Linked DNA regions of Mus musculus: regions 2, 3 and 4 are each linked to region 1. A link is a loop called in an ENCODE intact Hi-C map of the cell type or tissue named here. Cell type or tissue: heart. All regions are shown on one strand. Links, peaks and the distances in the headings refer to the core of each region. The heading gives the core; the rest is flanking DNA.

Evidence for each region. A loop is a pair of places that touch in the nucleus more often than their neighbours do. Peaks named below come from ENCODE experiments on the same cell type or tissue, not always from the same donor. Only the 100,000 strongest peaks of a DNase experiment are listed, where the experiment ranks them.
Region 2: a loop joins it to region 1, with 4 times the contacts of the local background. A loop is called at or near these places in 3 of 42 quality-filtered maps.
Region 3: it touches region 1 in a loop (2.1-fold over the local background); 3 of 42 quality-filtered maps call a loop at or near these places.
Region 4: a loop joins it to region 1, with 5 times the contacts of the local background. A loop is called at or near these places in 8 of 42 quality-filtered maps.

Annotation. Positions count from the first base shown.
Region 1 is chr7:119,717,714-119,723,418 of GRCm38, forward strand. Thumpd1 (THUMP domain containing 1) reads right to left here. Exons shown (of 5, transcript NM_145585.3): 2 at 2,798-3,191; 3 at 1,414-1,588; 4 at 309-557. The coding sequence starts at 3,028. Among named protein-coding and RNA genes, the nearest start is that of Thumpd1, 3.1 kb to the right of the region's middle. In heart, for the core only: a CTCF peak has its summit at 3,132; DNase peaks (open chromatin) are centred at 2,718 and 3,078; H3K4me3 peaks cover 1,724 bases; H3K27ac peaks cover 1,580 bases; H3K27me3 peaks cover 9 bases.
Region 2 is chr7:120,102,723-120,108,427 of GRCm38, forward strand. Tmem159 (transmembrane protein 159) reads left to right here. Exons shown (of 5, transcript NM_145586.1): 2 at 1,908-2,107. The coding sequence starts at 2,012. Among named protein-coding and RNA genes, the nearest start is that of Tmem159, 3.1 kb to the left of the region's middle. In heart, for the core only: a CTCF peak has its summit at 2,451 (motif pointing left); no DNase peak of the experiment used is centred there; H3K4me3 peaks cover 457 bases; H3K27ac peaks cover 136 bases.
Region 3 is chr7:120,096,391-120,102,095 of GRCm38, forward strand. No RefSeq gene overlaps it. Among named protein-coding and RNA genes, the nearest start is that of Tmem159, 3.2 kb to the right of the region's middle. In heart, for the core only: CTCF peaks have their summits at 1,606 and 2,193 (motif pointing right); DNase peaks (open chromatin) are centred at 1,651 and 2,231.
Region 4 is chr7:119,791,210-119,796,914 of GRCm38, forward strand. It overlaps Eri2 (exoribonuclease 2), which reads right to left and starts at 2,849. Exons shown (of 9, transcript NM_027698.5): 1 at 2,709-2,849; 2 at 1,222-1,289; 3 at 1,056-1,139; 4 at 1-19. The coding sequence starts at 2,731. It overlaps Rexo5 (RNA exonuclease 5), which reads left to right and starts at 2,913. Exons shown (of 20, transcript NM_001370778.1): 1 at 2,913-3,002; 2 at 3,167-3,293. The coding sequence starts at 3,171. In heart, for the core only: no CTCF peak of the experiment used is centred there; a DNase peak (open chromatin) is centred at 2,822; H3K4me3 peaks cover 2,480 bases; H3K27ac peaks cover 1,473 bases.

The DNA of each region.
Region 1 (5,705 bases), core at 282-5,281:
AAGAGAACATGTGCAGGTTATATGCAAACACTATACCAAGGCAGCCAACATTATATAAGACTTACCTGAGCACTCACAGGTTTGGTATCCCTAGGAGATCTAATGACCAATCACCCATGGGTATAGGCAGGCCACTGTATCTTCCCAAATAGTCAATTTTGATTTGCAAAGAATTCTACCAGAGGATCTACCTCACATATCAGTATTACTTAGATCTGATACATGTGGTGAAGAAAAAAATGTACTAAACTTAAAAATTTTTAAGCATAAACCAGAGCAGGCTATATAAAATTACTAAGAGAACTTACCTGCCAACTCTTTAATAACTTCTTCTCTATTCATATGGCTATTGTTTCGAGATTTGTATACAATCTGAAATGTCCCTTTGTTTGGGGCTTTAAACCAGGGTTCCAGAAATGTTTCTGCATATTTTTTCATATCTTCTAAAAAAGCTTTACATGTGCCTGAGATGGGCAGCATTCGTAGAATAACCCTTGTCTTCTTTTTCTTGGTTTTGTACATATCCTGGAGAATATGATGCACTAATTTCTCAGGTTCTAAGAGAAAAAGGGGAAAAAAAAAGAAGAAACACAAGAAAAAAAAGAAAAGAAAAAACAAGACTTTTTTGTTTTTATTTTCCATCCATCTAGTATTTCTCAAGATCCTACCAAATATAAATGTTGATAGTCTCGGAATCAAACTTAAACCACAACACCTTACTGTTGTCTTCTTGTAATACAAATTAGAGTAACAAGCATTACACAGCATATTTTTACAAAAACAAAATCTGTAACTTAAAGCCCTAATTCATTAGTTAAGGAGTACAGAAGTCCAGCTCTCAGTTGGGAAAGAATCCCAGCACACAGAGCACCGTGTGACACGGTGATTCACTGGCTACTTCCCAACTAACACATCTGCCCAAGACAACAGTGCTAATATTTCCAAATTAGTGACCACATTTGAAAGTCAAAGGAATTCTATTTCCAGGTTTTAAGTGGATCAGGCCCTCTATTCCTAAATGGTAACTACCTGGAACTAAGTAGCAGCTGCTCTTTTGAGACAGAATACACGCTTTCACTCTGCCTTGAGTTACTAAAGGAAGGATGCAGCACAGCCAGGTCCCTACCCTTACCCAATGCTCACCACCCTCCACCACTCTACATTGTTAGGAAACTAAAATGGCACCCCTTCCACAGTGTGGAGTAAGAAGCAAATTCCCTGAGTGTGGTATGTGTCATCTGAAAACCTTTCCAAAACCTTCGGAAACTGATATACTGTTGATGGAATGTGGAAACGTTCCACAGAATAATTAACAGCTATACCTGGGGAGCCGTTGTCTAGGCAGCATCTGCTAAGACAGAAATGCCCAGATACTATGGGATTGATGATCTTAGGGCTGTCAGTCAGACATACCTATCCCAAGCGTCCTGATGAAGACTACATTATTCGCTCCACTCTCCACTGACTGGAATCTTCTCAGCCTCTTCTCTGTAGAAGCCTTAATGTCACCAACTTCTTTCTTCAAGGCAGCCTCTGCATCATCGTCTTCTCCCTCACTTCCAGAGGGCTGCTGGTCCTTGTCTATAAACTGTTTATATAAAAACCAACAGGCAAAAATTACAGAACACCTCATGTTCAAATGCTGTAATTAACTACTTATGTGAAACCCCCAGTGGCAGAGGTCTCAATGTTGACAAATAAATTTCTTTATTAGATTAATAAAATACAACTTCCAAAATGTACATTAAGAAATAAATTCCCCGGGCTGGTGAGATGGCTCAGTGGGTAAGAGCACCCGACTGCTCTTCCGAAGGTCCGAAATTCAAATCCCAGCAACCACATGGTGGCTCACAACCACCCGTAATGAGATCTGATGCCCTCTTCTGGTGTGTCTGAAGACAGCTACAGTGTACTTACATATAATAGATAGATAAATAAATAAATAAATTAATTCCCTGTGTGTGGTATGTGTCATCTGAAAATGCTTTCAGACCCATCTGGATAGTGGCAGGCAGGCAATGTGGCTGTGATAGGATTAGAACCAAATGTATGAGAGAACTAAATAAAATCCCTTACTCCCACTATAAGAAAGAGAGCACACAAAGCAGTGGCCGGTGCTTGCAATCCCTACACCTGGGGAGCTGAGGCCAACCTGAGGTAGCCAGCAAAGTCTTCTGTCAAAAACAAAAGGGGCTCCACAAAAAGGGAACTTGCACGAGGCACCAGCATAGACAGGGTCCTGTCCTACCAAGGTCATTTTCAATCAGGTAATAAAAATAATTGTGTACACTGAAGGAGCCTTTACAAATTCCTATTCTGCCCCCCTCCTCTCTAGTAGTGGGGCCTGCTACACTATCTTTCTCCACACTTCAGAGTGTGCAGGTGTATCCGGGATCTAAGCCAAATAATATTGGGGCTGCCAAACCGCCATAGGATGAGATCTGAAATGTATTTTCAAGGGCACTTGGAAAATAGCATCCCTTTCACTATCTCAGATCTTAGCTTGTAGCAACTTCGCACTGACGCGAGAGGTACACATCCGAACGGGTTTTAGCACACTCCCTGGTCCACAGAAGGCAATCGAGACGTGGGAGTCACTGTCGTTAGTGATGTCAAGAAAGCCTAAAGAGCCAGCCCGGAGGCCCACGCCCACCAGGCACATGACCGCAATAGTAGCCACTTTAGGGGCGGGAAGGTAAGCGGGGTCATTCAAGCACTGTACTGGCGCTTTGAAGCAACTGCCGCCTCCGCACCCCAGAAGAGCCCACGGGCGGCTCGCTCTCCCCAAGGCTCGTACCTTTTCCGGCCCGTACATGTCGTCGCCGTACTCGTTGAGCAGGCTGTAGGCCTCCTCCACGCACTTGCGCTCGTTCATGTTGCAGGTGATGAGGATGCCCTGCAGGCCGGGCTCCAGCTGCCGCGGGCCGCCTGCGTCACCGCGTCGGGCCCGCTTGGCCGGCAGGAACTGGGATTTGCCTTTGCGCTTTCCGGCAACAGGCTGAGGGGACTGCTGGGCGGTGGTCGCCATGCTTCCTACTATCCACGTTCCTTGGCGTCTTCGTCTGCGCGGACGCGGGGTGATTGCGTCACACGTACGCGACAGTTTGCCCAAGCGGTCCTGCACGCCGCCTTCCGGTGGCTCCGGTGCCGCCCAGTCCTCGCATAAAGTGACAACAGCTTCCAAGTGGGCTCTGGACGTAAACGTAGATTTTGAACTCCAGCAGAGTGTAAAACGTGCTCACAAAGAAATGGTTTATTTACCCGTTCATATTTGTTTGTTTTAAAGTTAAGGTTTATCGTGCTAGTCGCTGTTTAAAGAACGGAGGTCGTGCCATCAGCAGAACATGACATTTATTGTCCTTATTAGGTTTCTCAGGAGTCACTGGAGTCTACCATATTACCATGAGGAACAGAAGGGACTCAGTGAAGGCAGACCCTGGCACCGTGAGAGCATTAAACACTAAGTTGTAAAATGTGTCTATATTAATACTAGAGCTACTGTATTCATCTCTTTCTCCTTGCCTCTGTTAGACACGGATGTCCTAACATGTGAGAGTGACCAATTGGTAAGATGTTCTGCATACCCCTGGTTTTGACAGGAACGTTACATTTCTTGCTTCTGAACAAAACGATTGAGACAAAAGCAGTTTTGTTCCAAAAAGATTATCTCATCCACACACACACACAATGTGTGATGGATTGTAGAAGTAACTCAAGAATTTAAAAAAAACCTCTTTCTGGACCAACAAGCCAACTCAGCTGGAAAAAGCATTTGCTCCCAAGTCTGAAGATCCCAGGACCCCACATGGTGAAAAGAGGGAAGCCAACTTGGCAACTGTCCTCTAACAGCCAGGTGTGCTCATATACACACATATACATGGGCTTAAACACTCTGAAACATCCTGGTTTAGGGATGCAGTTTAGCCCCTGTGTCCCTGATCCATCAGTATCACCCTGAGTACATTTTGTCATCTGTTTACATCCTTACTGAGATGGACATTTGAACATGCACTAGGCTCCCAAGTCTGTGCTGTTGTCCCTGACTGGTTGGTTCTTGCTGCCTAATTCAAATAAAGATCATGCTTTGCTGGACCCTTGTGCCTGCTTGGGTGGTTTGGATTTTAGAACCCTAACACACATGACAGTAGGGTTAATTGGAGAAGTGATGTTCCTGATTAGGAAAAGAAAGGCTGATGTCAGTGCCCAGTGGAAAGGTGGCCCAGACAACCCTGGGTTGATGGGAATGCCCGGGAACCATGAAAGGTGCTCTCTTTTGGTTTACCTACAAACTTCATCCAAGTAATAGGGGAGAAGAAAAGATAACCGTTTAAGAAAAATAGGGCCAGGTGTGGTGGCGCACAGCTTTAATCCCAGTACTCGGGAGGCAGAGGCAGGCATATTTCTGAGTTCAAGGCCAGCCTGGTCTACAAAGTGAGTTCCAGGACACCCAGGGCTATACAGAGAAACCCTGTCTCAAAAAAAAAAAAAAAAAAAAACCAAAAAGAAAAGAGAAAAAAAGAAGAAGAAGAAAAGAAAACAAAAGAAAAGGAAGATAGAGTGTGACATACCTACCTGGATCTTAGTATAGCTTAGATAGTATAGTATAGATCTTAGATAGAGAATAGAATAGATAGATCTCAGCTAGTGTTTTATAGTAATTAAGTGGAAAGCCTAACACCCTGGTCCCCACATAGGAAAACTGAAGCCTAGAACTTGGAATTTCAGAGAAAACTAAGAATAAACTCAGTCCATCACAGGAAACCAACTGGTTGCATTAGTTATGTTGTCATTTTCTGTTACTGACCCAAGAAACTCCAGATAACCAGCTTAACATAAGACAAGATTTGTTTCAGCTCAGAGTTTAGAGGTCTCAATTCAAAGCCACTTGATGCCATTGCTTCTGACTGGGTGAGACAATATACATTATGACAAGAACCAATACAAGAAAGATTCTCATCTCCTGGTGTCCAGAAGGTAAGACAGAGTTTAGGGTGGGGTCTGAGTTTCTATTAGTCCCATGCGGTCACATGCTCAGTGGCCAAATTTCATCTCACTAAGCCTTACCTCTTTGTTTAGTACTAGGGATCTGACAAAGGCATAAGCCAGACCACTAAGCTATATCCCAATCCTTTTCTTAACTTTTATTCATAAATAGAGTCTAACTTAGTTCTCCAAATTGGTCTGAACTTGTTCTGTGCACCAGATAGGGCTTCATTTGAAATCCTGAATTACAGGGTTGTACCACAAGATTTAATTTCTCTCAGCTCTCAACAGTTCCACACTCTCCTAGTAGCATCACATAAAGATAATAAGTCTTTAATACATGGTGCTTGGAAGGCACTTAAGACCTAAACCAAGTACACTGGTTTGCGAGTACACTGCCTTCAAGAGGGATAGTCCCGATAAAGCAATGAGTTGAACAACAACCATGAAAATAATCTCTTTGCTTGGTTTAATATTTGCCAGATAAAACCCTTCCATTCACATCCCTTGGCGATATGAGGAGGACTTAACAACGTGCCGTGTGAACCGGCCCAATTCAGGAAGTGCTGGTAGCTCACATAAACTTTAAAACTGGAGCCAGAGAGATGGCTCAGTGGCTAAGAGCATGCACAGCATTTGCAGAAGACCTGAGTCCCCAGCACGGGAATCAGGTGGCTCACAACCCCTTATACCTCTAGCTCTGGGGGTCTCCAGTACCCTCC
Region 2 (5,705 bases), core at 490-5,489, 390 kb after region 1:
CCACCATTTCCAGCCATCCCGTGCTTACCCACTAGTAGCTAGATTGGGGGCCGGAGGTGGGGGACGTGCGGGGAAGGCCACCAATGCCAACCCACGCAGAGGTCCTACTTCCTCTTGGGAAACGTGCATGGGAAGATGTAAATAAAGTCTTGTCTCGGCGTCCGCACCTTTTCCCTAGGATTGGTCAACAAGGGTGCTATTCGCCACAGCAGGAGGGAGCTACAGGTGTCAAAGGTGGGTTTGCCCCAGATGATCAGTGACGAGATGCCCAATTCCCCTGAGTTCGGATCTCCTAGTTTCTATGCCCCGTAGTCGTGATCAGACCCCCATCTGCATCACACCGGTTTCCTCCATGGATCCCTAGCCTTAGAACAGAAAGTCTCAACCCTCATCGGAAATGGGGACCAGGATAGATTCCCAGGCGCCCCGAAGGCCTGCCCCCATCTGGGGATTCGACCGGACCCGCAGCTGGAACGTTCGCGGTGGCGGTTTGCTTGCAAGACGCGAGAGTCCGGAGGCAAAGCTTTATTTGGAATCTTAGAAGGGGCGGAGCACGATCTTAGAGAACCTGGTTAGGCCCCCTAAAACGGAGAGTAGGCGGGGCACCTCTAGGCTGGTTGGGGTGGTGCCTTCCCACCTTCCCTGTGATGCTGCTCTGAAGAGGACCCTAGAAGGAGTAGATGGTCAGAAAATTGGTGGCTAGGTAGATGAGTGTGCCTGACTGCGGTCCTCCTCCGCATTCTTCCTACCCTAGCTTTCAGCAGACTCCCCAGACCGGTTCCGTGGCATTTGCATGTTTCCCAGGCCAAAGACGAGTTGTAATGGTGTATTTTGACTTGTAGCCCGCTGTAGAAATGTGATTAGGTAAACTGAAGCCTGGGGCCATCTAAATTCAGCACTAACTCGGAGCTGCTGCTTTAACAACATAAATAATGGTGCTGACGTTGGTTCTCCCCTGACCAAGGGGAGAGAATCTTTAGCTGGTGTGATGGAGGTGTGCATACTAGGCTCTGTAGTGTAGACACTGGTAAGGTGTGTTTGCACATAATGGGCAAGTGGTATATTCAGTCATTTGGGGCACTGTGATAGAATCTACTGAGCGCAGGTTTATAAGAACACTAGGTTAGCTGCAAGGAGATCCTATGCTTTCCAACCCAGAAAGGTGTTCTAGGAGACATGAAATAAGAATAATATATTAATATAGAATAATATTTTTATTTGAAAACTCAGCCGGGGTTAAAAGCATATCTAATTTGATTCATTGCCATAATGAAAAATGCATAAACGACGTGAGAAAGGGACTGTCTTATACATTCCAGGCTGTTGTTGAATCACAGAAAATAATTGTGCCAAGGCCTCGGGGACAGGTCTTGTTAGTGAAGACCTCACCACACATAAATAAAGTGTGGCATTGTACAAGGTTCTTGGGAGCCAAAGAAAGAAGAAAAAGCACCCCAAGCCCCTGTTGTCAGAGCAAAGGAAGCCTGGAGTGGTAGGGTAGCGAGAAGGGGGAGGGGTGAGATTGAATAGTACAGTACAATCAGTTTTCTTGTTTGGCATAAGTTCTCGGAGAATAGCCTTTCTGGATCTTTTTCTACACCGTGTGTGTGTGTGTATAAAACAGTGAAGTGTTCATAATAAATAATAAATGGATTTAGCTTTTTCCTCCTATCTTGCTGGTCTTTTTATGTAACAAACAGGAATATGATATACATCCTATGAGTATTTTTCACATATCTATCTTATTTAGGTTCATAAAAAATAAATTGCTGGGTCAAAGTATGTGCAGCTTAAATTGATAAATATTGTCAAATTATATTCATCTGCATGCCTGCTGTTAATGTATTGGGGATGGTCCGAGCTCCTTGGAGATTGCTAATAATTATTTTTTTTTTTGTTTCCTTCAGCGATAGCAAGAGACGGGGGGACATGAGAGATTGGGCTACGTACTACAGTAATGCATTTCCTGGTAGAGAGTTTACTCTAGAGTGAGACTGACAGACATTTCAAGATGGCCAAAGAAGAGCCCCCGAGTGTCTCCAGAGACTTACAGGAGCTGCAAAGGAAGCTGGGTTTGCTGTTAGAGTCTTTCCTGAATAACTCAAAGGTCAGTGCCCAATGCCACATATAATGGGAAACCCTGAAAACACTGGTCTGAACAAGATTGGACACTGTTTCTTTCTCAAATAGAAATCTACAATAAGTCAGGAATCTTCCTCCTAGTACCCTACTATGTCTGAGTGTGACCTTCATATCCATGTTCATTGTGGCTGCTAGAGCATCAGCCGTCATAGTGACATTCAGGGCAGTAGGACAGCAGGTGAATGGGAAGGAAGATTGTTTTCAAGACACCTCCAAATTAAGGAAGATTCCTGGAAGTCACCGAGAATCACAGACCACTAGTTACATCCCATATGGTGCAGAATTTGGTTGGATAGTGGCCCCTTGTGGTCACTGCCATTCTTTGGCTGGATCTAAAGAAGCTATTCTTAGTCTATACAGCAGACACTATTCTTTTCTTTGAAATGCTTGACTCATTTGTTCCCCTAAGCAAAGAAGCCAGCCAGTGCCTCATTTACGGTCTGAGTTTTGTGTTCCACTAGAACTCCATCATCCAGCAGCAATGATTCTTGAGCCATGGGTGCACTCACATTTTCTGGTACCCAACCCGAACTGCAAAGAAGCAATGGGTTAATTTTAAGAATATATTTTAGTTAATATACCAAAAATTGTATCATTTCAGCATGCCATCATTATAAAAATTAATGGAAAAGAGAATATTTCACACTCCTTTTTGTACTAACTCTGAAATCTAGACTGTTATTTACCTTCACAGGATTATTGTGATGCAAACTAGCCATGGTTTTTTTGTTTTGTTTTGTTTTTTGTTTTTTGGTATCCTGTCACAGATCAGTGCGGTGGGATTTGAGATGCTCAGTTTCTTTGTGTATGGATCTTTATTGTTTTCTGTATGCCTTTCAGCATGTAAACAGAATGCTAGGGCTGGGAAGATGGTCCAACTGGTGAAGCTCTTGTCTGTTAATCGTGAGATTACAAGTTTGAATTCCCAGCATCCACACACAGATGGCCATATGAGAACATCTCCCTAATCCCAGGGTCCCTATGGCAAAGTGGGAGGTTGAGACAGCAGGATCCTGGGAAGCTCGTGACTAGGTATCCTGTCTTATTCAGTGCTAGAACAACAACCCATGGAGACCCTGTTTCAGAGGGTCAGGTGAAAGGCAAGGGCTAGCCCCTGAGGTTGTCCTCTGACCTCCACATGTGCACCATTGCATATATGTGCACTCACATACATGAAAGCACACGTGTGCACTTATACAGTATATGCATATTCACAAAAAGATTGTTAAAAAGTAAACAGTAGGGGGCTGGAGAGATGGCTCAGTGGTTAAGAGCACTGACTGCTCTTCCAGAGGTCCTGAGTTCAAATCCCAGCAGCCACATGGTGGCTCACAACCATCCGTAACGAGATCTGGAGCCCTCTTCTGGAGTGTCTGAAGACAGCTACAGTGTATTTACATATAATAAATAAATAAATCTTTAAAAAAAAAAAAGGTAAACAGTACCAGCTAGCTAATACTATTACCATTTTGTTGTATATCTTCTAGACGTCTATGCCATGTGCACATAAAAGTATGTCTGCATCTAAAGTGATGGGAACTGTTTTGTGATTTTCTTTCCCTATTGGACACCATAGTTTTACCAGCTTCTATAAAACACACACTTTACCATCTAAAGCCATATGCTTCACAGAGGCCTTCTTTGGACTTGCTTCAGAATGCAATTGGCATACTGCCAGTTTACCAGGCTATTTTTAAGATGGACAAGCAGCTTTCTAGTTAGTTGGCTGAGACTTCTTGGATGTGTTAGTTCAGTAAGAAAGGTCCTCGTGGCCTTTGCACATTTATAGTTCATTCTCATGACTTGTGGGAAATCACCATTGACACTGGCTTAGCAAGTACTTAGCAAATCACGATTCTGCAGGAAACAAGGAACTCAGGTCCTGCAAGTTTCTAGTCCCAGTGTTTTTGTAATCAGATCAGTGCATGTCCTTATTTTATGCATATTTCTGGAAAGATGCATTAATGTATATATTTTCTGTTGATTGTTGACATTGAACTTAGGTCTAGCACGAGGCTAATTTGTGTCTTGAGCAAACATGCATGCATTTTCTTCATAAGGATCAGTAACAAAAAGACACTGCTGCTGCTGCTGCTGCTGCTGCTGGTGGTGGATATTTTAAATTGCTAAGCAGAAATTAAGAATGTGAACTTTGGGCTGGAGAGATGGCTCAGATAGTTAAGAACACTGACTGCTCTTCCAGAGGTCCTGAGTTCAATTCCCAGCGACCACATGGTGGCTCATAACCGTCTGAAATGGGATCTGATGCCCTCTTCTGTGTGTCTGAAGACAGTGACATTGTACTCATATACATTCAATAAATTAATCTTAAAACTAAAACAAACAAACAAACAAACAAACAAACAAACAAAAAGGAATGAGAACATTGTGGCATTAAATAGGCCACTATGCTGTAATTTGGCTCCTCAGTATCCCAGAAAGGATGAGACCAAGGGTGAAGTTGAGGAGAGACGGTACAGTCTTCTAGGATGGGGCCTCTTATCTCGGGTGCACACATAACAATCTGGGAATGTTCTTGTCAGATGACTTGATCTTGACATCAAAGATGTTCAAAGGACTGATTTTGGGGTAGAGATACATTTAAGTGAGTAGAAAAATCTTCAGACATGGTATTCACAGATGATAAGAACTGTCTGTGTGTTTATTAACCTGATGGAGGCCTTACTAAATCCCAACCCTGTACCAGGCATTTAGCATGTCTTAGTTAATATTTATACCTGCCTTCTGAGGTAGGCATTTCAAAGCAGATGGACTTTATTTTATTCTTCCCTTCCAACAACTCAGCTGTATGCAGTGGTGTAGATTTGGGCTAGATAATTTCCAGGCTAGCCTACTCCCAGACAGATGTGGAAATGGTCAGTTCTCTATGGGCCTGTTGTTCTCAGGTAGCCTTGAGATGGAGTTATTATTTCTCCTGCAAGTTTATAGTATATCAAAGTAGGTTGATTGTCATTTTAAAAACTTTTATGTAATGTGTTTGTATGCGTTGAATGGTACGTGTATGAATGCACGTGTGTGGGACACATGTGTGCAGTGCCTGGAGAGGCCAGGCCAGAAGAGGGCATTGGATCTCTGGAACTGGAGTTCCAAGCAATTGTCAGTTGCTCTGGTTGAACTGAACTCAAATCCTCTTCAAAAGCGGTAAGTGCTCTTAACCACTGAGCCATCCCTCCAGCCCACAGATAGCGTGATTTGGGGAGGAAGAAGGAAAGCAAAGCACCTATAAGCTTGCATTCGTCAGACTTTCTGTTGCTTTGACAAATACACAGCCGAGAAACAACTTGAGGGAGGAGGAGCACTTATATTTCTATCATGGGTTTAGACCATCCTGGTGCCAAGGGCAGGATAGAACAGAGCAAGTAGCTCACATCATGGTAGCCAGGAAGCAGGGGGATAGGATGGGGATAGACAGACGTACACAGAGACATAGAGATTACTTCAGGAAGGCATAGGGTAAAATGGAGCCCCAGGGGCACGCTCCTGTGACCCTCTTCCTCCTGCTAGGCTGGAGTCTCCTATAGCTTCACAGCCATCAAGAACAG
Region 3 (5,705 bases), core at 251-5,250, 380 kb after region 1:
ATCTTGAGAATGTCCTCTGTCCTGGTCAGGTTGGGACAATTTTGTCATCCAATGCAACAGGCTCTTTATGAATGTTGTGGCTAGTACCAATATAATAGTCACAGGCACACAAGCACTTATACTTAACACACACCTACCCAAGATTCACCATTGCACCAGCATCCAAAGGGCTTATTAAATGGCTGCTTTCAAAATTCTTTCAAAACCAAGTTAGACTTGTTAAATTCCTTCAGGATGCTGTGGTGCATGCCTGTCTCCCCATCTCCTGTTCCCTTAATTCCATGCTCGAGGAAAGTAAAACAGAGATGCAAAGTTTTCTGACCTTGACTCTTCTTTATCAGAGTGGATACAACATGAAACTTTTCTTTACTGTTCTTTCCACAGAGCAACTTCCCAAGGCATAAATGTTTTCAGCTCCATTAAAAACACCAAGCAACTCAGAATTTTTCCACTTTATGCTCAAGGTTCTGCTCTCTATACTTTAAAGTAACCTGACCTTCCTCATTCCTTATGATAATATTTCTTACCATAAAGTACACAAAGGGTCTGGGATGTGGCTCGCATGTAGTAGAACACTTGCCTAGCACATACAAGGTCTGGCTTTGCTGCTCAGCACATAAATAAATTGTACAGGATCAGCCCTTTGTGTCAGTGAGCTGCACAGACTTGCATCCATGTGTGTGAAGGGTAGAGAGAAGCATGGGGCTAATGAGCCCATGGGCTCCTGGGTAAGGAGTCAGGCTCTTGTCTGAAATATTGTAATGTGCTTTCAACACTAGCTGTGTTCAAAGATATTAAAACCAGACCTTCTGTTCACTGATGGATGTGATCTGCGGGTGTTCGTGCCCACCACATGAGAGGAGAGGTCAGCTGGATTTAGGTCATGTTCCCGCTCTGGCTATTAACAGTTAAAGTGAATGCATTGCTGAAGACATCCCACCCCCCACCCCCAATTTCTTATTCTTCATAGCCAAGTGCTCAGGATAGATCTCAGAGGGGTGAAAAAATTGCTTAACTAGAACAAGTATGTTAGGTCCATTGGGGCTAGTATGACCGCTACAGGCTGATGACTTATTAAAAAAGAAAACCAACAACAAGAAACATTTCTTATAATTCAAAAGGCTGGAAGTCTGAAGTCTGGGTGTCAGCATGGTGAAATTCCGGCAGGGAGTCTAGACAGCTAGCTTTTTGTTGTGTTCTTTCCTAGTACCCTAGTAGAAAGAGGTAAAGTTCTCGCTCCTCTCCTTCCTTTTCTTCTCCTCTCCGCTCTTCCCCTTATAAGGCATTGATCTTATTCATAAGGGCTTGCTTCATCTCCTTGACTTATTGACCTCGAAAAGGTCCCCACCCCACCACCTAGTACCATCACATCAGGGGATGAAGGGATAAAAATATTCAGTCCACTGCTGTAAGAAGCTGTGGAAAGGCCTAGGAGACGCTTCCCATGGGTTTATTTTATAAATCCTTCGAATGTTCCTCAAGAGTCAAGTTCTTGATGCTACAGAGGTGCTAGTAGATTCCCCACCCCCAAGAGGAGAAATGGAAGCAGAGGCAGCGACTCTCCAGGAGAAGCACAACAAAGATGCACGGGGAGGAGGATTAGAGGATCAAAGAGCTGTCCCTAGGTGGCACCCTTGAGCTGAAATCCCAGAGACGCCTCAATATTCCACAGCTTGGTCTAAGGAAAACAAACCCATCCCCAGCTCCCTGGGTGAGGACTGTGTGGTACTGCAGCTACCGAAAGTGTAAAGCCAGACGAGAGTGCCTGAAACTAAAAACTTCAGGGACACGCCCTTGACTACTCATGGTCCACTGTGTGCTTCATTTCCCCTTTCTGATGTCAGTGGAATTGGAGTGAAATTCCTTAAACTTCTTACCACCCCCATCAGTCATCTCCAAGCTCATTTTTTTTTTTTTTGTTACCAGCTTAATTATTTCTTGGAACATAAGGTGGCTGAAGTAACATCAATTTCTCCTAGTGATAGGGATTAGATACACAACCCAAGGGTATGCCAGGAAAACAACCTACCACCATCTCCCAACCTCCTGGAATGTATCTGTAAAGCATTTATTAATTTATTTATCTATTCGTTTATTTATTTACTTACTTACTTACTTACTTACTTAATGCGTATGTGTGTTTTGTTGGTACGTGTTTTTTCACCACATGCATAGAGTGCCCACTGCGGCCAGGAGAGGGCGCCAGATTCCTTGGAACCGGAGTCACAGTTAGGGTTATGGCCTGCTTTGTGAATACTGAGTATGGAAGCTCGGTCCTCTGGGAGAGCAAGCAGGGCTCTTAACCGCTGAGCTACCTTCCTACCCTTCCTTCTCCTCCCATGAAATGTTTTTGAGTCCCTATTATGTGCTTGATAGGTACGCAGTTCTTTAAAGGTATCTTTTCTGTTGTCTTCAGTAAAACCCCCATGGTTTCTCTTTTTTACCCAGAGTTACTCTTCAGGATGCAATGGGTACAGGGCCTTTGGGTGAAAAGAACCTGAGAACTTGTGATGGTTTGTATATTCTTGGACCAGGGAGTAGCACCATTTGGAGCTATGGCCTTGTTGGAATAGTGTGTCACTGTGGATGTGGGCTTAAGACCCTCACCCTAGTTGCCTGGAAGTCAGTCTTCCACTAGCAGCCTTTGGATGAAGACATAGAACTCTCAGCTCTGCCTGAGCCATACCTGCCTGGATGCTGCCATGCTCCCACCTTGATGATAATGTACTGAACCTCTGAACCTGTAAGCCAGCCCCAATTAAATGTTTTTTTATAAGACTTGCCTTGGTCATGGTGTCTGTTCACAGCAGTAAAACCCTGACTAATACAGAAGTTGGTACCAGGGACTGGGGTATTGCTGTGCCTGACCATGCTTTTATTTGAAAGAATGTGGATTTTGGGACTTTGGATTTGGAAAGCAGTGAAATCCTTCAAATGGGGCTTAATGGGTCATCCTAGTAGGAATATGGAAGACTTTGTTGATGGGAGTGATTTGACCTGTGTTGACCTGGCCCAAGAGATTTCAAAGGAGAAGAATTTCAGAATGTGGCATAAAGACTGTTTTTGTGAAATTTTTGGTGAAGAATGTGGCTACTTTTTGCCCTTGTCTGAGAAGTCAGCCTGAGGCTGAGGTGAAGAGACTCAGATTAATTGCATTGACAAACGAAGTTTTTAAAAAAGCCCAGCTTTGTTCTCTGGCTAATTAATAGGAAGAGAAGTTTGAACAATCACAGCAAGCTTAGAAAGGAAAAATATAAAATATATGGTTCGAATATTAAAGGGGTGCCAGGAAGTGAAATAGAACAAAATCTTGTGTTCTAGGAGATAACAGATTAAGGGAGTGGGACTTTGGGGCAAGATCCTACCCAGCTAAATTTAGATCCATCATGGTGGTACACACCTTTAATCCCAGGAGACAGGAATGCTGATCTCTGCATTCAAGGTCAATCTACAGAGCAAGAACCAGGATAGCCAAGCTTAGGCAGTGAAGGATTTAGAAAACATAAAGCTAGTGATAATGTAATAGTACAAGGGGATCATGTTCTAGTTCCTGTAAGCAGAAGACCTCAGCAGCTTCAGCCATGTGGCTCTGGCTCTAGAGTTAAGAATGGAAGGAACTACTGGGACAATTGATGCTGGTCAGCTGGAGCTAAGAAATTAGCAATGATTAAGAAGAGACCGGCATCACTGAGGTGAAATCTTCTGAGAATTGTTTTCTGGGAGCACAAAGAAGCTGTGTTCCAGAGATAGCCAAGGTTGTATCTTGTGCTGCGGCTGGACTTGGTAATGTGTTAGAGTCACTTAGGTGGTACTGGTTTTGAAGGCATGAAGGTGTCAGGAAGAAGAGCTGAAGCTCAGCACTGTGAGAGGTCATGGAAGGCCATTGGAGAAGGTGTAGCCTCAGCTGTAGTTGATGGCCCAGGACTGAAGGGGTCATGCAAAGGATTTGAGGTTTGACACCATGAAGAGAGCCTATGAGAGGCTATTGGGGAAGCCTAGTTGGAGTGGAACACCCCAGTGTATTGGAGATGTCAGTACCATGGGATGATCACCAAGAACAGCAGATGTAGTGGAGTGGATCAACCTGAGCTTAGAGTGCTACAGAGGGCAGAGCTAGAGAAGTGATGCCAGCCCTTAGGAGGAGCCCAAAAGATCAAGTGGAATCCCAGACACTGAAGCAAGAAGCTGTAACATTGAAATTGCCTTGGAAACTCAAAAATGTTAAAGATGCCAGAGACATGGGATACATGCTGAGGAAAGCTGCTAACAGGGAGTGGAACCAGCCCAGAAAAAAGCAGTTTGTTTTTTTTTTTGTTTTTGTTTTTTTTGTTTTTGTTTTTGTTTTTTTTTTTTTTTTTTGCAGACAACAAAGAGGAAAAAGGAGTGGAGATCTGAAGATTGCTTTGACATCAGCCATGGAGATGCAGAGTTTGGAGTTTGCCCAGCTGGTTTCCTGTCTTTCTTTGGAGATTACAGTTAAGTGATTGGATGAATCTCAGAAGAGACCTTGAACTTTGAACTTTTAACATGAGTCTGCTATAGACTATGAGGACTTTGAAAACTGGACTAAATGCATTTTTCATTATGCTATGTTTAAGTATGGCCCCCCATAGACTCATGTGTTTGAACAAGTCTATGGGGGTCAGGGAGTGGAATGTGATGGTTTGTATATTCTTGGACCAGGGAGTGGCACCATTTGGAGAGGTGGCCTTGTTGGAATGGTGTGTCACTGTGGGTGTGGGCTTAAGATCCTCACCCTAGTTGCCTGGAAGTCAGTCTTCCATTAGCAGCCTTTGGATGAAGTCATAGAACTCTCAGCTCTGCCTGTGCCATGCCTGCCTAAATGCTGCCATGCTCCTACCTTGATAATGTACTGAACCTCTGAACCTGTAAGCCAGCCCCAGCTAAATGTTGTTTTTTGTAAGACTTGCCTGGGTCATGGTGTCTGTTCACAACAGTAAAACCCTGACTAAGACAGACCTGTTTAGTAGCAGACAAGTACCTGGGCTTGCCCTTCTCCCCATTTAATGGGTAAAGAAGACGTGGCTCAGAAAGGTAATTTCAGCACACAGTCACACAGTCGTAGCCAGACTTGGGCCCTGAGATGGGGCCTCCACAGCCCCAGCCTGTAGTTTTCTGCTCTAAGCTCAAAGACAGTGCTTCTGACCTTGCCACATCCCCAACCCCTGGGAAGCATTTTAAGTTATCACAGCTGGGAGGGGCTGTTAATGTGTTTGTTTTTATTTCGTGGGTGGAGCCCAGGAATGTTACCAAGCAGCCCACAGTGCTCACAGGACATCTCAGAAACAGATTCATCCCATCTTAAATGCCAGTATTGACATTGAGTAACGAACGAGGCACCTCAGACTTGGAACCAGCAAACATGGGTGTCTCTATCACGGGTCCTTGAGACGAGGATTTGAGTTTATTTGTGAACTTAATCCTTCTAGCTCTTCCTTCGTTTTTGTCTTCAAAACTGTAAAACGGAGATAATCCATCTCTAAGATTCTCTAACTGCTAACACTTGCATTTGCGTAATGACTAGGACCTTCCAGTACAGGAGGTACCTAACTGATTGACTGGTATGACTTGAACTCTGGGGGCAAATCCAGAACTAGTTCTGTCTCTAAAACCCCTTCTTTGGTTGCCAGTTCTCCTAAGATGTGGCCCCAGAACTTTCACTCCAAGCCACTGCTGTAGGAAGA
Region 4 (5,705 bases), core at 380-5,379, 74 kb after region 1:
AAAACTGCTGGAAATTCAACTAAATAAAAGAACCATGGGTTAATACTTAAATATATTTTATTTATTTTTTATTGTTTATTATTTATTTACTTATGTACTTATTTATTTATTTCTGGCTGGTCTGGAAACCTATATAGATCAATAGTTCTCAATTTGAGCCGGGCATGGTGGCACATGCCTTTAATCCCAGCACTTGGGAGGCAGAGGCAGGCGGATTTCTGAGTTTGAGGCCAGCCTGGTCTACAGAGTGAGTTCCAGGACAGCCAGGGCTACACAGAGAAACCCTCTCTCGAAAACAAACAAACAAAATATATCTCAATCTGTGGGTCACATATCCTTTGGGGTTCAAATGGCCCTATCACAGGGGTTGCATATCAGATATTTTATATTATGATTCATAAAAGTCACAAAACTACAGTTGTGAGTAGCAATAAAAATAATTTTAAGTTTGGGGGTCACCAAAAGATGAAGAACTGTATTAAGGGGTCACAGCATTAGGAAGGTTGAGAACCACTGATCGAGATTAAGCTGGTTTCAAATTTATAGAGATCCACCTGTCTCTGCCTCTTGAGTGCTGGGATTAAGGGTGTGTTGCACCATACCAGGTCTGAATATGTGAATTATCCTGAACATACACTGCTTTCATAATAGCATCATTAAAAAATCAATTCCCTTAAAAGCTTATTCCAATACCCAAAGCAGTGAGAAGCAAAGTTATAATAAAGCTGTGCCATGGAATAAGTCAGAATATCAAAAGTATGCCCATTTTGTTTTACAATTAAACATGAACACAGCATGAATTAAAATATACTTTACTATTGAAAAGCCTTTTTTTTTCCAGTTGTATCTAATCAAAGTTTTAAATGTAATCTTAAAACAACTAGCTACTTTGGATAATCACATTCAGGTATTTGGTATTTTATTCTTTTGTAGGTCAGAGTTTTTATATTAAACTACGAGCTTACAGCATTGTTTTCTTATTGGCTGGCTTATATCTAGGATGTTTAAGAAGACTCCTAGAGCACTAGCTTTGGCCACTGGCCATCCACACTCACTTATTTCAGGGCTACTGTGGTGCTTCCCATCATTCCAGCAGGTAGACTCAAAGTCAACGACAATTAAGTAGGCATACAACTGTTCTGCAAAAGACCACAGTGTTCTTAGGTTCCGACGATGTTCCAAGGGCAAGGCTTCAAACTGTAACGTAAGCGTGGGACTTACTCAATCTGCTCCCTCCTGGATTTCCACTTGCTGGTGTAACTGACTTTCTCCTAATTAATCCAAGCCGCCTAAAAATGCAAGACACAGGAAGATCAATAAACTCATTTACACTGCAGTTAGAATATGATATTAAAGTAATAGCCCCAAACAGATGGCAAAATCATCTCTAATGTACGGTAAGTGGAGCTGGGTGTGAGGGCCCCACACCTGGAGGCTCAGCAGTCAGCAGGCCACGGCCAAACTGAACTGAGGGACAGCTTACAGCACACAGCAGGACCCTGCCTCAAACAACAGCTGCATACTGACTGAAGGAAAGGAGGGCTAGACTTTAAAAGTCCTAGGTCCTTGTGCGAATGGCCATCCTCTCTTGAGTTTAGTGTCCATTTTACCTGAGCGGGCTTCACAAACACTACTCTTACCTGTTCACGTTTTATAGTAGTACCGAGGAATTGACTATAAAGATGTATTTTTCAAGCCTTTGCTATGTACCAAGGGGATGATGCCTGTGCTTAAACTCTAAAAATGGAGGGGAGAAAGATTACCAGAGTACTACTGAAAGGTAATCTATGATTAAAAACAAAAACAAAAACAAAACAAACAAACCTCCCAACAGCAATACACTGCAGTCCAAAGAAGGGAAGATCCCAAATGATGACGAATACAACTTTAAGTAGACAGACACCTGGAATAGTTATTTTGGCTATTTGAAAAAGACAAGACGTGAGGCCAATGTAGGGATTTGGAATGAAAAACTAACATTTACTAGTCACTTCTTCAGCAAATATTTAATTAGGATGGTGACTTCTTTTAAACAATTCTAGGTGGTAGACATGTCTGCAACCTGTATTTTATGCAAGAGAAAAGTAAATGATTTGCCTAAAGATGGCCATAGTATGTTAACCTTTGACAGGACTTTTCACGCTTGAATCCTATGCTATTCATTAATACATCAGATAGGGGTTTTGTTTTGAATCTGGTTTTGTTGTTGTTTTGAGACAGTCTCACTATTTAGCCATCGCCTGCTTGAACATCACCATGAGGACCAGGCTGGCCTCCAACTTTCCATGCTGGTATTGTAGGTCCATTCCACTATGCCTGGTAAGTTTGATACTGTGTCCACAATCTCAACAAATGTGTACAACGCATCCAAAAATCTGTGCACAGCATATTCCCCCCCACCCCCCCCCAAAAAACCTGAGAGAGTCTGTGGTAATTCTGACAATAAAACTGGACTAGGCAGGTCACTTGGGCGCAGTGGCACCTGCCTGAGAACAGTGTGCAGAGCTGTCACGTTCCAGGTCCCAGGGGTCTAGAATGAACAGACCTGATAGAGCATGCCACGGTAGGGAGGACCCGGGGTTTCTCGGGCTCCTCCAACTTGTCGCGAATGGCGACGTGGGGCCCGAGAAGACCAGGGCCCTTTTCAGATCCAGACCAAACGACTGCGGATGAACACCGCCCACCCTAAGGGGAACCCCCTAACGTACCGCGCCAGTCTCTTGGTCGCCATCCCCGGACCCTGGGTTTCGCAGAGTTCAACGGCCGGAAGTCGGACGCCCCCACTTCCGGTCTGTTTAAACGCCGGCGCGGCAAGGGAAGCGGGCGCTTGTAGAGCGGCGGCGGCCGTCGCCAGCGGTTTGTGGGCGTTGCATAGGGGGCGGTTCGGGACCCGGGGGCGTGGACAGAGGCTTGAGGACCGGGAGCCCCTCGCTCTGCGCACGACGCGCCTCAGGGAGCGCTTTAAACTTCGCGACGGCTTAAATTGAGGAAAGGAGGCGTAGGTCTGTGGCCTTTTTTGCGAGGGCCAAGAGTGGTAAACTGGTTTGAGCCGCTTCAAGAGACAAACCAACCGTCACTCCTGTCTAGCGCTTTGCTGGAGAGAGGCCGCGACACGGTTTCCTGGTCGCCGCGGGGTCCTCAGCTCCAGCTGATCTTTCCCCTACAGCCTGATGGAGCAAGAGAAGGAGGAGGCGAACTCCAGGAAGAGGAAGGAGGCCCCGAACTCCTCGGCCTCGGCTACAGAGCGGGATGGACCTCCTTCGCATATTCAGGACCGCGAGCCACAAGCCAAGGTGAGCAGAGGAGAGAGCCCAGCAGGCTGGCCCGAAGTCACTTGTGGCTGGGAGTCACTTTCGCCAGCACCCGAAGGGTCCCTGCCGAAGGGTAAGGGCTCACCCACTGACCTCACTCAACTCTGCTCCCTTGGTTGTACCACCTCGTCCAGGCTCTCTCCATAGTTTAAAACTGACTTAGTGTCTGGTACACAGAATATTCATTTAACAAACATTTATTAAGATCCGTATAACAAAATATTTCAGGAATATCCATGCACACCTAAACAGGATTCTCTTGTTTTTATACAATATTTATGAAGAAGTAAAAATGAATGGTCATTTTGATGGGGAATTTATCCTGGGGAAATGATTAGATGGAGGAATGATACCAGTAATAAGAATGTTTGCCCTAGTATTTGTATTTTTAAATGTTTCATCGAAAAGAGAATTTTAAATATAAAATTTTCATTACATATTTAAAAATGCACTTAGCCTGAACCATTTTCTCATGTTAAAGTTGTGGTTATATAACTGACTGATAGGGAAAAATATAGATTAGGGTGGGGATGGTTAGAAAGCAGATGGATGTTTGTAAAGTCCCCTGGGTTGGAAACGGTAGTCCAGAGATTAAAAAGCTTGATCTTCGGAGGCTGCATTCCCGCTGTGGCTTTTAAACCTCTTTCTTCATTTCTTTGTTGTAAAATGGGAGTATGGTGATCCCCACTTAAAAGTTCTAAGAAATGATGTAGTACAAAGAAATTTCTCAAAACTGTGTGGCTAAGAGTCAGCAGTGTGGCTCAGTAATAGAGGACTTGCCTTGCATGTGCCCAGAATTCAGTCCCTAGAACAGAAACTCAAAAAAGTGGTTAATAGTAAATACCTAACCTTAGCTCAAGGCCATTGTATAAGTTAGGGTCTCTATTGCTGTGATAAAACACCATGACCTCATAACCAAAATCATCTTGTCTAGGGATGGGTTTATCTCAGCTCTCATAGCCAGATCACAGTCCTATTCACAATTCTTCACTAGAATTCAGGTCAAGAGCCAGGAGGCAGTAACTGATACAGAGGCCAGGAAGGGAGGAGGACTGCCTACCACTTTGCTCCTCAGGACTTGCTCAGTCTTCCTTCTTTCTTTCTTCCTTCCTTTCTTTCTTTCTTTCTTTCTTTCTTTCTTTCTTTCTTTCTTTCTTTCTTAATATTTTTTATTAGGTATTTTCCTCATTTACATTTCCAATGCTATCCCAAAAGTCCCCCATATCCTCCCCCCACACTCCCCTACCCATCCACTCCCACTTTTGGCCCTGGCATTCCGCTGTACTGGGGCATATAAAGTTTGCATGTACAATGGGCCTCTCTTTCCAGTGATGGCTGACTAGGCCATCTTTTGATACATATGCAGCTAGAGTCAAGAGCTCAGGGGTACTGGTTAGTTCATAATGTTGTTCTACCTATAGGGTTGCAGATCCCTTTAGCTCCTTGGATACTTTCTCTAGCTCCTCCATTGGGGGCCCTGTGATCCATCCAATAGCTGACTGTGAGCATCCACTTCTGTGTTTGCTAGGCCCCGGCCTAGTCTCACAAGAGACAGCTATATCAGGGTCCTTTCAGCAAAAATCTTGCTAGTGTATGCAATGGTGTCAGCGTTTGGAGGCTGATTATGGGATGGATCCCTGGATATGGCAGTCTCTAGATGGTCCATCCTTTTGTCTCAGCTCCAAACTTTGTCTCCGTAACTCCTTCCATGGGTGTTTTGTTCCCAATTCTAAGAAAGGGCAAAGTGTCCACACTTTGGTCTTCGTTCTTCTTGAGTTTCATGTGTTTAGCAAATTGTATCTTATATCTTGGGTATTCTAAGTTTCTGAGCTAATATCCACTTATCAGTGAGTACATATCATTTGAGTTCTTTTGTGATTGGGTTACCTCACTCAGGATGATGCCCTCCAGGTCCATCCATTTGCCTAGGAATTTCGTAAATTCATTCTTTTTAATAGCTGAGTAGTACTCCATTGTGTAAATGTACCACATTTTCTGTATCCATTCCTCTGTTGAGGGGCATCTGGGTTCTTTGCAGCTTCTGGCTATTATAAATAAGGCTGCTATGAACATAGTGGAGCATGTGTCCTTCTTACCGGTTGGGGCATCTTCTGGATATATGCCCAGAAGAGGTATTACTGGATCCTCCGGTAGTACTATGTCCAATTTTCTGAGGAACCGCCATACTGATTTTCAGAGTGGTTGTACAAGCTTGCAATCCCACCAACAATGAAGGACTGTTCCTCTTTCTCCACATCCTCGCCAGCATCTGCTGTCACCTGAATTTTTTATCTTAGACATTCTGACTGGTGTGAGATGGAATCTCAGGGTTGTTTTGATTTGCATTTCTCTGATTATTAAGGATGCTGAACATTTTTTCAGGTGCTTCTCAGC